Regions from separate parts of the Mus musculus genome. Here region 2 is linked to region 1. Evidence: chromatin loops called from intact Hi-C (ENCODE). Cell type or tissue: left cerebral cortex. All regions are shown on one strand. Each heading gives the region's core, and the rest is flanking DNA. Links, peaks and the distances in the headings are about the cores only.

Region 1 (8,336 bases), core at 7-8,006:
GTTTCTTTGTCCTGGTAATATTATCACTGATTATGTCCTTGTAAATCTTGTGGCCACCATTTAAAAGCCTGATGAATCACTTTTGAGGCTCCACGCAACTGTCTTAAATAAATTAAATGGTGTTTAGCTTATCTGTACTTGAAGTACTTTAAAGCTGGCATCTGCTTCTCTCTCTCACTCTCCTCTTCTCTTCCCCCATCCCCTCTCCATCCCTACTCCACATAGAACATTCTCTGTAACCCATTAAAATACAGACATGTCTCTGGCATTGCTTTTAAGAGATAGCACATTTTCCCCTTTACTTGAGGGTGTCTTTTAGAAAAGTACCTATGTGTCTGCCCTATTGTCCTGTTCAAACGTGACCAATTTTCCAGGAGCTGTAAAGAGGGAAATGGGGAATTTTTTTTTTTCAAAATCTTTTCCAGATTCCAAATGGCAGTCATTCCACAAAAGCCCCTACATTAAGCCAGGTATGATGGCGTGGGAAGCAGGGTCCAACTGGGACAGCAGAAGGAACAAGTAGAGACACTGTCTCCCACCTAGGAGATGGTGGGTCCATAGCCGATTTCAAGACCGCCATCAATCTAATGGGAAATGGCATCAGGTGGCAACTTAGGAGCGCTTTCTCTAACTGTGTAAGTTTGGGGAAATTTATTGAGTCCTGAAAATGCCCAGACAGGAGCTTGGAGACATAGCCATTGCAAGAGAAAATAAAAACCATTTAGAATCAGCTCAGCTGGGAGCACTGAGCTGATCAAAACGGTCTCGGCCAGGAACACCTATCTGAAGACTACCACCCAGAGCCACTGCATTCAAACAACAGGATCCCAAAGCCGGCTTGCTTTTAAACCTAGGAGAACTATGCCAAACAAACAGAAAGCACAGCTGTCCTAAGGAAAATGTCACGCCAGGCATAGTAAACTTATGCCTGTCCTTATACTTCAGCAGGTTGAGGCCAAAGTACCACAAGATTGAAACCAGTTAGGACTACCTAATGAGATCATGTCTCAACCTGAGAGAGAGAAAGGGGTGGGGAGAAAAAAGAGAGAGAGAGAAATGTTTCCTGAAACTTAAAGACCTTCAGATGTTGTTTAATCCCAAATCTGGACCCAATTGGTTAATCTATGTCATAATATACCTGACTTCTCAATCGGCTTGCAAAAGTCGCTGGACCTCGGTGATCCCTTCTGTACCTGTGGAGGTCAGATAAAGTCGCCATCCCCAAACCAGCTTTCTCATTGAGTTACCATGTTAAAAGGAATGCTCATGAAGTGAGCGCTAGTTAAATGGCACATAAAGAAGTTCAACTTCTTTATCTCGGATGTATGTAATTATTCACTTTGCAGAAGTGGTAAATGAATAAACGGGACACATATACATCATTTATATACATGTGTGTTCATCAAATTCTCAGCTCAGTTCTTGGCACTCTGGACGGCTCTTGAAATGTTTATAACGAAACGGGCCAGTGAAGACAGAGAGGCTTCGCGGTCCGCAGATGTGATGGATGGATGGAAGCAAGCCCGCGAGAAGCTGCAAGAACTGCTGTCTTCTGGGAGGGAGGCTGGAAACCAGACTCTCCGAAATCTGACAGAGCTCTTCTGGAGGGGCTCCGGGCGCTGCACCGGGGCAGAGCAGATTCCCCTGCCAGTGTCTGCGATGCTTTTGTCAGTGCTGGCTCTCTCTCAGCAGCCCTGCGCTGCATGGTGGTTTTGTGAAGCGCATAATTCGACACTCCGGGGAGACCACCCAGCTTCCTCTCCCAGAGTCTCCCAGGGAACAAAACTGTCCCTCTGTGTGCCAGTGACCTCCCCCTCTGCCGGCCCCCTTCCCACTGCTGTCCCCCACCCCCACCTCCCAGCCAAGGGGAAATGGAAAAGCCAGTCAAACCTTCCCTGGTGGGAACCAGGAGATTTGCTACTAAAGCAGCCCAGAGAGGAGGCCACTCTAAGCCTGGGATACTGCTGCCACCCTGTGGCAAGGACCTCCCGACCCAGAGCGGCCCACACCGTATAAACCACCCAACATTCTCTAGAAACTCCTCAATGATGGGCTCCAGGAGGGCTGTGGAACGAGAAACAGCTCAGAAGCCCGAATGAAAAGTGAACTTGAGTAAGTCCGTGTCTGCGGTGTGATTCCCAGTGTGTAGGACGGGATGGATAGTAACTGGGAACTTACAGGAAAGGCTAGTTCCCCAGGCCCCATCCAGGGCTCTGGAAGGTAGAACCCAGCAGTGTGCTTTAACAAGACTGTTGCGCGCCAAGGTTTTAGAACGTCTGATCCAGAGTCTGAAAAGGCAAGGACCACGAAGCTAACCACCAGCGTCCTTATCTCTTCTTCTCTGGCCCTAAACCTCCCCATGTCTCTCTTCGTGCATTTTAATTTCCTAGGATTGTGGCAGAATAGATACAAAACAAAGGAAAAGTCACCGATGTGCATACATGCTTACTGGTTCAAAGACTTACTGATGCTTTAATTAAAATTTAATTTTTTAAATTTAATTTAAAAATAAATTTATTGCTGGGCAGTGGTGGCACATGCCTTTAATCCCAGCATTTGGGAGGCAGAGGCAGTCAGATTTCTGAGTTCAAGGCTAGCCTGGTCTACAAAGTGAATTCCAAGACAGCCAGGGCTATACAGAAAAACCCTGTCTCGAAAAAATAAAAAATAAAAATAATAATAATAAAATAAATTTATTATTTGAGGTAATAAAATTTTTTGTCGTACCACTCAACCCATCGAGAAAACTCAGATCCTTCATTTATTTGCCAGGTATTTATGGAGTGTCAACCTTATCTCAGGCACATTAATGTGCACTGTAGATAAACCTACCCCTCCCTCCACCACCACCCCCACTCCAGAGCTCTATTTTATTCAGGTGTAAAATAGATTTTCGAAGACTAAACTATGTCACCTCCAATGTTTGTATATTGGAACTCAACCCCAGTGAACATGTATTTGGAGAGAGAGCAAGCTCAGAGCAAAGGCCACGTGTCTGAAAGCCAGAAAAGACCAGCTCAGAGGTCAAACATGCGGGTGCGCCAAGGGCTTTCGGCCCCCAGACTGTGACCAATAACTGTGTGTCCTTTAAGCTGCCCAGTCCGTGCTGTTGTGTTAAGGCAGCCCAAGCAGATTAAGATGTAGGACAGGTATAGTCAATGATGGGAAGCACACCAGTGCAGGGTGACGTTCGGAGAGGAACTAGAGAACTTTAAGGACGGGGTAGTCAGGGAGGCTACCCGGGCAAGTCTCCTGTAAAAGATCTTAAGGAAGTAAGGCACCAGCCTTGGATTCATAGGAAAGAAAAGGCTGGTGGTAAAACACCTCAGGTGGGCATTGGTGGGCTTCCCCGGGGGAGGCAAAGTACCACAAGGAGGCAGTGTGGCAGAATGGGGGATGGAGCCAGACAAGGACCAAGGGTCCACTTGAGAGGGTCTTACAAATCACATAGGAGAAGAGGGCTTTAGTCTCGGCGTGCCGGGTTGCCTCCAGCAATGTAAGGGTTAAGAGATCTTTCCTTTAGATTCGAATGTGTTCCTGTCAAAGTTTACACATTGGCATCACAGTGATAGTGAGCAGTGGGCCTTTAAGATGTGAAGATGGGACTTCTTCATGGACAGTGGCTGGAAAAAAAAAAAAAAGGCGGCTCCGTGCAGCCTTCTGTTCCCAATACTCCAGCCTTCCACCATGTGAGGACAGCGTTCTCCCGATCCAGAAAACGAATTCCTCACCTAACCACAGAACCTTTATCTTCATTTCTCTAGCCAGTAGCATTGTGGGAAAGTAAATTCTTGCGCCTTATGCCCCAGTGCAGGGCATGTGATTGTAGTGGGACTAAGACGATATGTAACTCATCTGCTTATCCTCCGGTGTGCAATCCCTCCCGGGTAACGCAGCCGCTTCCTATTAAGATGGTTGGCACCCTGTGTCTCTTGGTGTCCCCGCCCCCTCTTCTCCCCTCTACATTCTTCAATCTGCTCCCGCTGACCTATCGACACAGGGCCCCATGAGACTTCCAGTTTCTCAACCTGTCCTTCGCATTTCACAGGAATAAGAAAAGTTCAGATGTGCCAGTTATGCCCTCTGCTGGTCAGGGCGCAAAAGGCAATCAGGAAATGAGGTCGGGGTAGACCGTATCTTCAGCGACTCCCCTTATGTCAGCCTTTCTTTCTCCAGCCGTGCCCACAGCTGGCAAGACTGGGTTTGGCATTGCCCACTTCTCCTTTTGCATAAGAACCCTGCGGTCTGGCTTATGATAAGAAAGAAGGGAAATGAGGGAATTTAGCAAATGGGATTCCTTTGTAATATATGCTCTCAAGCCTCTTGCCTTGAGACGAGATCCTATTGTGAGAACCAAAAACCTGAGTACTGTCAATTTCTCTCTACTGTAATTATTCCAATTTTTTCAGGCAAATAAGTAGCCTTGGCTGGCTTGGCTGAGAGTATTCTGACAAGTAAAAGGGAAAATTACATCAGCTCGCCTTCAAATATTATGTCAGTGTTATAGAAAAAAAAAATCAAGGCCTGGCAGTAGAGAATTCTTCTCTGGGGTTCTTTTTTCATACAAGTTTTTCAAAAGCTCATCCCCTGCTTCCTATTTCTCCCTTGGAGATTTATTCATCTATGAAACTCAAACCATTCGAGCCTTTTATGTCTGGCTGAGTTTTGCCTCTATAATTTATTCCACATAGATTTCCCCCCTTGAAATTGCAGCCTGTGCCAGCAGGTCACCCAGGACTTCCTGCCCTTCAGAGGCCCCATAAGATAAAAGGGTAAAAGCCCTCACTGGAGAGAGAGATGGGCCACCCTAGAAGTCAGATGCTGAAGGGGCTTGGCCCCAACTTCTAGCTCTGGCTCACGCCACGCCTGCATCCTGTCTGGTTCTTTCCTCATGAAAACCTAAGTGAGGAGAGAGGTGGCCCCACATAAAGTTAGCAGGCGTCTTCTCCAAGATCAAGGAAAACTTTGATAGAGTTGGGAAGAAAGCCAGTAACCATTGGCTTCCTGTCCTGATGGGAAGGCAGAGACGGCATCTCCAACCCGAATCCCACTGTGCAGAGGAACATCAAGGGTCCATCTTTGGAGAATGAAAAACTCCCTTACCCATCAGCTTCTGCTCACATTCTGCTCCCACCCAGTGCTCGCTGTGAGCTCCCGAGGCAAGGAGTCACTCCTGGTAGTTACATCTGTGCTCGGACTGTGTAGCCTGAAGCTCCAGAGCTTTTTTTTCTTTTGAAATTTTATCTGTCCATCCATCTATCCATCCATCTATCTATCTATCTATCTATCTATCTATCTATCTATCTATCTATCTACCTATCTATCATCTATCCATTGGAAAAGATATGTGTGGAGGTCAGAGGACAGCTATGAGAGTCAGATCTCTCCTCCCACTATCCAGGTTCCAGGTACTCAACTCAAGTCATCCAGCTTGACAGCAAATGTTTTTACCCACCAAGCCATCTCTCCAGCCCTAGTCTCCTCTCTCTACACACTGTATTACCTGCACGTGTGGCCTCACATCTCTGTACCCAGCATTGCCTCCTCCTCTGGGGAATTAGAATCAAAGAAGTTTACAGAACCTTAATCAACACACTTTTGGTTCATGCCCAGCACCTACAGTGCTGAAAAAAATTAGAACTTTATTAGGGCTGAGATTAAGCCGAATACCATACACCAGTCTGGGCGCAGGACTCTGTGTGGTTACACCACTTCCGAAAGCTCAGGAGCCCAACAGACGTTTCCCACAGTTAGCACACGTGTCCACGCTAAAGTGTTGCCCTCCTGAGTTTCGTCACCCATGGCTGTGTCTGCAGAGGAAGCAGTGCCACCACAGGATGGCAGCAAATCATCACCATTGTGCTCCCTGGCTCTAAAGCCACATCAGTCTGTGGAAGTGGGTAATTTAGTAATAAAAGCAAGACAGGTCCAGGGAGTCAATGCTCTGGTGAGGAAGATTATGCAGAAATACATCACAAGAAAACAGGGACACAAATCAACACTCAGAAAAGCTGGTGTGCAAACAAGCAAACAAAAACAAAACAAACAAACAAAAAACACCCCACCTTACCTAAGCTCCAATAAAACAATCCTAGGTTCCTGGTGTCGATACTCCAGATGTCCCCATCACCCAAGATTCCCTAGTGATAATCATCTGGGCAAAACATCTGGTCTACCAGTTCCAGGCTCATGATAACTATGCACTAACTCATCAATACTGCTTGTTAGACAAGCACAGATCCTATCAGGGAAAACAATGTAGCAATGATATTCATGTGGTGATTACAAGCGGAGGGTGAGACAGGGCATCCAAGGGAACAACACTACGGGCCAGGTCTGTCTTCATCCCTCCACATCTCTATGGAGTAGTTAATCCAGTGTGCTGCCCCAAGCATCATGACACACAGACTACACAGTAGGACTACCCCATGCCTACGTGTTTCTGGCCTATGTTTTTGGTACTCAGTCTTCCTTGCACATTAGAAATGCCCTTGTTTCGTTAAGTTATAATGTTCTCTTGTTATGTATAGCATAAAAACTTCACATACAGAAGAGGGAAGAATGTGCTAAAAGTCTTAAATATGTCAACATCTCACAAAGAAACCTGTAAATAGACCTTAATTTATTTACTTACCTATGAAAAAGTGGAGGCTTAGAGGATACATAGTTTATTCGAGGTAAAGTCTCTATTTAAACCATGTCTATATCTAAAGCAGGTGTTCCCCTGCTATGGCCTACTCTAACCCTGGAAGCTAACTGGTCTGGAGGTTTGGAGGTTAATGGACCCCAGATAGCGCGTTTAAATGACAGGATCTGAAGTCACACACATGAAAACTCCAGTTTGACAACTCTTCGTTACATGTATGTGCTTTCACTCTAAGCAACAGTTCACAAGTCACAAGTTTAAAGCTTTACTTCCAAGCATTTGCTGACCAATAGCTAATAGCCTATCAATAATTTTCCATGTAATGAACAGCAAGAACTTGAGGACCTTTCAGTTTCCAGAACTCATGGCTTTCCAAGGTTCATCTTTTAGAGGCAGGTTCTTCAAGGAGTAATGTTGTGGATTTTAAAAAGCCAAATGCTTTCCTACCACATATTTGGAAAATTTAGTTCAGAGTTCTGTTGGTGTGGTCTTCTGGTCTATTGCCCAGAAAAGCATCACACACTCTGACAAATTTGAATATGGTCACCTGTAAGAAAGAGGCTTGCTTTATCTGCTCAATGAGGACCTGAGTGCATTCTGGAACTAACACCCTGGAGCAACTCCTGTCAGCACTGACATCTGGTGGCTGTGGAAAGGAAAGCACAGGCCCAGGGAACCCCCTTGGCAACAGAATTCTCTATGTCCCTCCTCCTCCTCCAAGAGTACCTAGCTTCTTCATGCAGCTGGACTCAGCAATGCCACTTAGAGTCAGGATCATCTCCTGTCCTGTGTTCCTGAGACATCACAATGAGAAAAAACAATCTATAGTATAATCAGGGTATCTTATTTTGTTTACTCTCTAATAGCTCCTCCAATGTTAAGTTCCATATACCTTTCAACACTTCTAATACACTTACTAAGCACTGGGCTCTTCCTGTGTATACTTCATGAAGCCCCATTAGACGCTACCTTGTCATTACTCTCATCTCTAGGTGAGGAAGCTGAGTCTGGCTTACTCTCAGTTGTAGAGTGAACAGATGGTGAACTTGGAGTTACATCCAGGAAAGTCTGATGCTACAGTCTTCGGCCTTAGCCAGTCTCTTTCCTGTGATTTCAGCCTCCCAGATGCGATGAAGACACTGTGCAGTCTCTGTCCACACAAATCCTTCTCCACCTGGCAGCTGATGGTATCTGCTGTGACCAGGCCAAGCTAGTAAGAGAGGCCCACTCGGCCCATAGGAATACTCCATAACCCTATCGTAAGTCGTAACAAAGAAGGACCTTGTCCCAGGCTTCTCTTAGCATATTTTCTGGCCAGTGGGTAAAGGCAAAGACAATACTGGTGCTAGTAAGGTTCTAAATACTGTGGCACAGTGCTGACATGGGTTTCTGTCACCATTGATTTAAACCACAATCCCAGCTCCAGGATAAACCCCACATTCCTATAGAATTGCATAGCCTTCATTCTGGACCCCTCCCTACTCATCTGTATCCCCAACCCAAGGGGGCAACAGGCACTGGGCTCTCTGAATCCCAGGCTGACACACCCGTGTTTGCATCACTGCCCACTCCAGCTACCCATTCCCAAACACTACCCGTCCTCTACCTGGTCATCCACTTCTGAGGGCAGCAGGTCCCTCAGGAAGTCTTCACAGATCCTTCCTTTTTATGTCTCGGCTTCCCAGGCTAC
Region 2 (8,336 bases), core at 239-8,238, 170 kb before region 1:
TGATTCCTGAGGGGAGACCATATAATACAAGGAGAGAAACCACTCCCATGAGTTCTGATTTCTACGCATGCACTATGGAATGCAGACATAAGCTCACATATGCATAGAAGAAATAATAAGTACGATAAGATGTTTTATAAAGGAAACTGGTTCAATACAGAAGAACTATTGATTCAAAAGAAAAAAGAATGGTCTTTGATCTCTAATGGATTAATTAGCAAAGGCTTCTTTTGGAAGCATGCACAAATACTACACACACACATTATATATTACATGTAATGCTTGTAAACTGGAATTATAAAATATGTACAGATGAGACAATCAAAACAGAAGCAGTTAAAAATCTTGCCCATGATCATATCATTAGTATTAATCAAAGAAGGTTTTTGCAGGCATCTTGCTAACTACCTCTTAACTGTGTTTATACCCGATTGGTTAGTACTGTTCTCAACCTTGGTTAGACGGTTTACAGTGGGTAGCTACCAATGCAGAGAGTCGAAACTCACAACTAATCAGAGTGTTGAGATCAAGTGACTATTGAGTACTTATCCCTGAATGAGACATTTATGTCAAACTCCACCCACTCCTGCACGACTCAGGGGAGGTAAAAGGAATTCCAGAGCCCAAGGATGAAGAGGGGTGCTATGAGAAGCTGTCTTCCAGACATGATGTGGCTGTTGTGTTCATGAACTCACAGTAGCTATGGTTACCTGCACAAGACCACACCAGTCAATAATCTTACCATGATGGGGTGAGATTCATGAGACCCCACGCTCAAAGAGCTATTTGCAATTGATGGCTTCAGGGTATGGGGAGGGTCACTTTTTTCTAGGTGTGTAGCATCTGGTAGATTGCCTATGCTCATGCAATGAGGACTGATTGGACTTAATGGGTTAAGAAAAAAGATGACAAGAAGGTAGGAGGAGTAGGTGCTGGTGGGGTCTGGGTGAGGGAGGAATTGTGGGTTGATATGATCAATATACATTGTATATGTATAAAATTGTTGAAGAAGAAGCAAACCACATTTAAGCCAGGTTTTAAGAATGAAACTGACTCCAGTATTCATTACCTGTATTTGCTATGGGCTGTTCCTAGTAGATTTGCTAAGACGCTGTGATCCCACCCAACTGCATGGGTATACAAAGTTTCTGTGCCATTCAGTTGCCTCTGGCCATGACAGTTACCTGTGGCCGTAACAGTTGCCTCTGCCCCACCCTCTTCTTCTCACCTTCCACCACAACTATGAGCTGTACAAACTGTTACTGTGGTCCAAATAAGCTCCAACATGGGCAGTGTCAGGAAGCCACCTGGAAAATTACTTCCTGATGGGTTAACATTGTGTATGTAGAAACCACAGGACTGACCTGTGCAAAGCGCCCTTCTTCGTTTTTCAGTTCTTGTTTTGTTTTTTAGATTAAAAAAGACTAGACTAAAAGGTCACCGTCTGGGAGTGAGAAAGTCAAGAGAGCTGACTGTCTTAGAGAAACTTATCAAGTTCATTAGGACAAATGTCCTTAGGTACAGACTACTTTAGTCACTGAAATTATGAAAGTCAGCATGGCCACGATCAGGCAATGACGGTCTAAGACAGTGGTTTTTAACCCGTGGGTCATGACCCCATTGGAGATGCATTTCAGATATACTGTATATCTGATATTTACATTACAATTCATAACACTAGCAAAATTGCAGTTATGAAGTAGCAATGAAATACTTTTATAGTAGGGAGTCACCACAACACAAGGCACTGTATTAAACAGTTGCACCAATAGGAAGGTTCAGAACTACTGGTCTAGAAAAAGGGTCGGTAACCATAGTTAGACTAGTTAGCCAAATCTGGCCTATAGCCTGTCTTTAAATAGAGTCAAGAGGGGAAAAGCCTTTTGAAAAACTTGTAAAGAAAACAAAGATTATAGTCCTTAAATATTTGTTGCCTGTCCCTTTAAAAAATAAGCTTGGCTGGGTGGTGGTGGCACATGCCTTTAATCACAGCACTTGGGAGGCAGAGGCAGGCGGATTTCTGAGTTTGAGGCCAGCCTGGTCTGCAGAGTGAGTTCCAGGACAGCCAGGGCTACACAGAGAAACCCTGTTTCAAAAACAAAAAAAACAAACAAACAAAACCAAAAACAAAACAGAAAAAAACAAATAAAAAATAAGTTTGCCATTTACCCCTGGTCTAGAACTCACCTGTGGGTTAAATGACAACTATGGATCAGCACCTGTCAGAGCAGTGGTTGAAAGTATTTCAACACCACACCAGCCTCGCTTGCGATTGGGTGGTCTTTGGGTAATTCTCTAATACAGAAGTGCCTTTTCCTGTGGGAACAATTTCTCAGTACTGAGTTTGAAAAAAAGGAATAAAAATTATCTACTTTCCCATTTTAAAATTAGCTATATCTTCAGGTACCCTGTGAACTGTTGGTAGGAAGATTTGATAGAACGAAGAGCTGTAAAAAAAAATGTTTTCAAGATGAATCATAGAGGATTTTAATTACAAAAAAAAATGAAAGAAAGCAATCAGTCCATGCCTACTACGCATCAGGGGCATTCAGACCGATGGAAGCAGAAGGGACACTTAAGTCTCTGTCTTCTAGGTGGCACACTAGCTCTCTAAAAGCCCTGAGGGTTTCCTGAAGCAGAGCACCTGGTATGTGCCCCGCAATGCTTCTTTTTTGACACTGAGCATAATGAATCTGGGAATATTCTAGGTGGGGAGGCCCAAATGCAGAGCCCTAATTGGTACCTGGTTCCTCCTGTGATCTATAAAGTATCAGATAAGAGGGTTGCAGGGCTCTTCCAGCCCTAGCCGTCCTGAGTTATTTATGAGAAATGACGTGAATGAATCTGGGAGAGAAAAGGAATCCGGGGTATGCAACTCAATGCATCCGGCTTGTCCAGCTTTCCTAAGATCGGAGGTCAAGGAAAAGAGAAAGAATTTGGTTAGATGTGATTAACAGAGGACCAGGACGTGGTGCAAAGAACTGTCAATACCAATGTTACAGTCACTCCACTTAAAGCTGCCATCACTGCCACCACCAACTAAAGGCATATAAATACTAGATACACGTTTAACAGCTTTAAAATAGCTAGTCTGAACAGACAGCTGAGGCAACACCCAAGTGATGGAAACAACAACAACAAAAAAAGGATGTTCAAAATCAGCAAGGCGAGCTCTAACTGACATGCCAGGGGAAGACCGAGGAAGAACGTGGCCTTGATGTGGACACCACAGTAAATTTAGCCTGCAGGCCGGCCAGGCAGGAGCTGAGATTGCTGTTTAGAAGTGGTGCTCTCAAAAACCTTTCTAGAATTCAAAAAGGGAACTAGAACTTTATCTACTGCTCAGCAAAGCAGCAGGAGTCAAATTGCCTGGGCTCTGGCTAGGAAACTATATATAGCCATCTTATAAAAGCTGCAGGTCAGGATCTGGAGTGAGAGCTTAGCTTATCTGCATTTGGCAAGAATCTGAAGCAAGGAATTAGCAGAATCCCTGGTCCATGACCAGTAGAAGCCATGGTAATCTGGGGAGAAACAAGCACATAGAAAGTAAGACTTTACTCACAGTCCAGGGTACACAGGTAAAAACCAATGAGAGGGTTATAATTAAAATCACTAACCAAGGGATTTTTTTTCTTCTAAGAAGAAAGCGTCACCTGAGGAATACCAAATGGCAGAGAAGCACCTGAAAAAATGTTCAGCATCCTTAAACATCAGGGAAATGCAAATCAAGACAACCCTGAGATTCCATCTCGCACCAGTCAGAATGGCTAAGATCAAAAATTCAGGTGACAGCAGATGCTGGTGAGGATGTGGAGAAAGAGGAACACTCCTCCATTGTTGGTGGGATTGCAAACTTGTACAACCACTTTGGAAATCAGTCTGGCGGTTCCTCAGAAAATTGGACATAGTACTACCTGAAGATCCAGCAATACCTCTCCTGGGCATATACCCAGAAGATGTTCCAACCAGTAAGAAGGACACATGCTCTACTATGTTCATAGCAGCCTTATTTATAATAGCCAGAAGCTGAAAAGAACCCAGATGCCCCTCAACAGAGGAATGGATACAGAAAATGTGGTACATTTACACAATGGAGTACTACTCAGCTATTAAAAAGAATGAATTTATGAAGTTCCTAGGCAAATAGATGGACCTGGAGGGCATCATCCTGAGTGAGGTAACCCAATCACAAAGGAACTCACATGATATGTACTCACTGATAAGTGGATATTAGCCCAGAAATTTAGAATACCCAAGATACAAGATACAATTTGCAAAACACACAAAACTCAAGAAGAACGAAGACCAAAGTATGGACACTTTGCCCCTTCTTAGAATTGGGAACAAAACACCCATGGAAGGAGTTACAGAGACAAAGTTTGGAGCTGAGACGAAAGGATGGAGCATCTAGAGACTGCCATATCTGGGAATCCATCCCATAATCAGCCTCCAAAAGCTGACGCCATTGCACACACTAGCAAGATTTTGTTGAAAGGACCCTGATATAGCTGTCTCTTGTGAGGCTATGCCGGGGCCTAGCAAACACAGAAGTGGGTGCTCACAGTCAGCTATTGGATGGATCACAGGGCCCCCAATGGAGGAGCTAGAGAAAGTACCCAAGGAGCTAAAGGGATCTGCAACCCTATAGGTGGAACAACAATATGAACTAACCAGTAACCCCCGGAGCTCTTGACTCTAGCTGCATATGTATCAGAAGATGGCCTAGTTGGCCATCAGTGGAAAGAGAGGCCCATTGATCTTGCAAACTTTATATGCCCCAGTACAGGGGAACACCAGGGCCAAGAAGTGGGAGTGGGTGGGTAGGGGACTGGGAGGGGAGGGTATGGGGGACTTTTGGGGTAGCATTGGAAATGTAAATGAGGAAAATACCTAATTAAAATAAAAAAAGAAGAAAAAATCATGTGGTGCATACATGGTATATGCACACATCTACATGAACAAGAACACTGTATATCTTCAATATGTCACATATGAACACATATCTTTACCTACCGAGTTTTATGTTTCCTTCACTTTCTTAATTTTCTTTCTCACTCTTTCTGTTACCCATCTCTCAAAAACTAAGCAAAACCAAATCCAAGCAAAAAAAAAAAAAAAAAAAAAAAAAAGAAGGCATCAAGGTCTGAAAGTATTAGGGAACACACACATAAGCAAATACTTATCCCAAGGACTAGAAATAATAATAGCAAGAATAGCTGAAAATATACCACAAGGTAAATACAACTGCATCGAGGTAATAAAATATTTTAGAATAAAACAATAAGAAGATGGGGCTTTTAAAATGTAAGAGACAATGGAACATGCAAACAGCCCTTGCAGCCAAGACCAAGAGCCCACATGGTGGCAATTGTCCTCTGATTTTCCGTATGCATCATGACATACAGGTATGTTCGTGTCTCACTCACACACAATAAATTCATAGATCTTTAACAAGTTAAAAAAAAAAGATTTGAAGAGCAATCCAGTGTAACTTTGAGTACTGAAAAACCTAATTGTTAATATTCAAATTTATATTAAATGTGAACTATATACACCTAAGAAGTAGTAAACTGGGGAAACTTGAGGTAGCCGGCCAGAATGAAACGTGAGGAGACAGCGACACAAAAAATATCTAAGAGAGATTGAAAGACACAGACTTTCATCTGATTAAATTCCAACTGAGATCGAATACAAATTCCACAAACAAATGCTGGAGAGGAAATGAGAAACACTTCAAAAGGAAAATGGCTGGTAATTTCCCAGAGTTGAAGTAATGTCCCAAGGATTACCACACTATACACTGGAAACAGATTTTTAACCAAATAAAAGCTCTTAAAAGTATAGGGAAAGCTCTTGCTTTCTTGCTCTCCCTCTGTCCTTTTGCCCCTTACCTCCTCTCTCCCCATTCCTCCCGCACTCTCCACGTGCTCATGGCCAACCTCTCCTCCTCCTGCCCCCTGCCTTTCTCTGTCTCTATTACCCTCTCAATCCCTCTCCCCATGTCCTGAATAAACTCTATTCTACTATATGTATATATGAGAGAGAGAGAGAGAGAGAGAGAGAGAGAGAGAGAGAGAGAGAGAGAGAGAGAGAGAGAGAGAGAGAGTTAACCGTAGAAGAAAAGACAGCAGTTTGGCTACCCACAGAATTATCGCTAGACTGGCAAAGTTTCTCATATACCCATAAAACTATTGTTTCAGAAGAAGGGTCAAATACCTTTCAAAAACAAGATTTTTATAAGAAATTACCATTGACATCCAGATCTGAAAAACATATATTTATTTGCTGGACTTCGAAGGTTGGGACCATAGCAGGGTAAATCAGGAGAGAGAAAGGTGGGAAATAAATCAGTAAGCATTGGCTTCAAAAAACAGCAAAAAGAGGTGACGAGGCAACCCAAGGGCAGCAAATTAAAACAACAGGGGGAAAATTACATTATCAGAGAGGGGAAAGCAAAGATATATTGAATAAACAGTGAACTAAACATGGTAGAACTTTTGTTGAATTTATTAAAATACTTGAGATAGAAGGGATCTTTTAAGCCAACAGAAGACAAAAATTTAACCAATAATATAATGAAATCAAGAAACACAATAAAAGTTAGAAATGAGAGAAGGAAGGAAGGAGAGGTGAGGAGAGGACATAGCAAGGAATTTTGGAAACCCTGCGGGGTATCATATTCTAAGTTTTATTCCAGGATCAAATGATCATCCTATTTTGAGCATTTTGAGAAACATCCATGCTGTCTTACACACTGGCCTAGCCACTTTCATTACCATCTGTAGTGTTCCTTTACAACTATGAATTTCTCCAAATCCTCCTGAATGCTTACCGTCTTATTTTCACAGGAGCCACTCCCACGGGGTGATTTGGCTCTCACTGTGTGACCATAGAGTGCCTTCCTCTGATGCTGAGAGAGGTGGAACATTTCCCCCCAGGGATCTATCATTCCCTTTTATGTCTTCTTTTGAGAAATGTCTATCCAAATATCTGAGCCATTTTCCAATCTGTTTTTTTTTTTTCGGGAACTTGATTGTGTTGAGTAATATATGTTGAGTAATATAAAATTACACAATATTGTTGTGTAATTCCTTACACATTTTTGGATATTAACTCCTGATCAACAAATAGTTTTCAAGTTTTATGTCCCACTTTGCATATTGTTTCTTTGCTTTGCTGTTTGTTACCTCCGCTGTGCAGAAACAAGTAGAAATCTACAAAAAGGAAATGAAATTAGTATGGATAAGAGATCTCTGCACCTGCATTCCCACATACACTAGAGCACAGTTCATAATTTATAAGGCACAGAATTAGTTTAAGTGTTCACGGTCAGATGAAAGCCTAAAGAAAATACCATACCAAACACACACAGAGAGAGAGAGAGAGAGAGAGAGAAAGAGGGAGAGAGAGAGAGAGAGAGAGAGAGAGAGAGAGAGAGAGAAACTACTACTGAGCTGTTCAAAAGAATTGTCTATTGCAACAATGTTGAACCTGAAGGGCATTATATTAAATATGTCAAATGCAGATAAAGCTTGACCTCATGCAAGTAGAATCTATTAAATTGTTTTCATACAAGTAGGGAAAAGAGTGAACTGTCAGATAATGGAGGGATGTAGAAGGCAGATGGAAAGAGGCTGGTAAACAGATACAAAGTTCATTCAAGTGAGGGTAATAACTTCACTGTTCTCTTGCACAGTAAGAAGATATAAACAATGATGTACTTTATATTGTAAACTAGCTGGAACAGAATTGTTAAAATAATCTTATAACAAAGAAATAAAAAGAACATGAGGTGATAACCTTTATTAGTCATTTAACAACAGCATATGTGAGTGATAAGGATACCAATTATTATATGCCAACTCTTTAAAGAGTCTAAATTCTTAGTCCCTGCTGAGGCTGGGTGCCACCTGCTGGTGATGGTCTATCTACTTTAGCTTGAATGCAACTAAGTTTCTGAGTCTGGCACCTAGTTGGACATCTGTGCACCTCAGTTGCCTGACAGTTCACCTCTGCCCAGCCTTCCATCATCTGGATGGAGAATGAGCACATTAACACACTGGGTAAGAATAACATTCTTTTTTTTTGGGGGGGGGGGAGGTTTGTCGGTCCAAGATTTGTTACATTAAAAAAGAATGGATGCTGAAATATAAGTGCCATTCAATCCAAAAAGTAAATAATTGAAAGTCTAGCTGACATAAAGTATAATAAAGGAAATAACAATGGTAAGCAAAGACTTAAGATATCAAAAAATAATAGAGGATATGTACGCCTATCTGAAGATTTGAAGATAGGAGCCTCAGATGAGATAGAACATGCAATATTGATCTTTCTAG

The links. A loop is a pair of places that touch in the nucleus more often than their neighbours do. Peaks named below come from ENCODE experiments on the same cell type or tissue, not always from the same donor. Only the 100,000 strongest peaks of a DNase experiment are listed, where the experiment ranks them.
Region 2: it touches region 1 in a loop (2.7-fold over the local background); 5 of 42 quality-filtered maps call a loop at or near these places.

What each region holds. Positions count from the first base shown.
Region 1 is chr15:8,623,029-8,631,364 of GRCm38, reverse strand. No RefSeq gene overlaps it. Among named protein-coding and RNA genes, the nearest start is that of Gm46508, 45 kb to the right of the region's middle. In left cerebral cortex, for the core only: CTCF peaks have their summits at 1,978 (motif pointing left), 4,089 (motif pointing left), 5,825 (motif pointing right), 7,266 (motif pointing left) and 1 weaker place; DNase peaks (open chromatin) are centred at 4,029, 5,825, 7,304, 7,707 and 3 more places; H3K4me3 peaks cover 1,372 bases; H3K27ac peaks cover 303 bases.
Region 2 is chr15:8,796,795-8,805,130 of GRCm38, reverse strand. The region is part of intron 2 of Gm31340 (a long non-coding RNA gene); the gene reads right to left. Among named protein-coding and RNA genes, the nearest start is that of Gm31340, 90 kb to the right of the region's middle. In left cerebral cortex, for the core only: a CTCF peak has its summit at 7,911 (motif pointing left); DNase peaks (open chromatin) are centred at 3,245 and 7,908.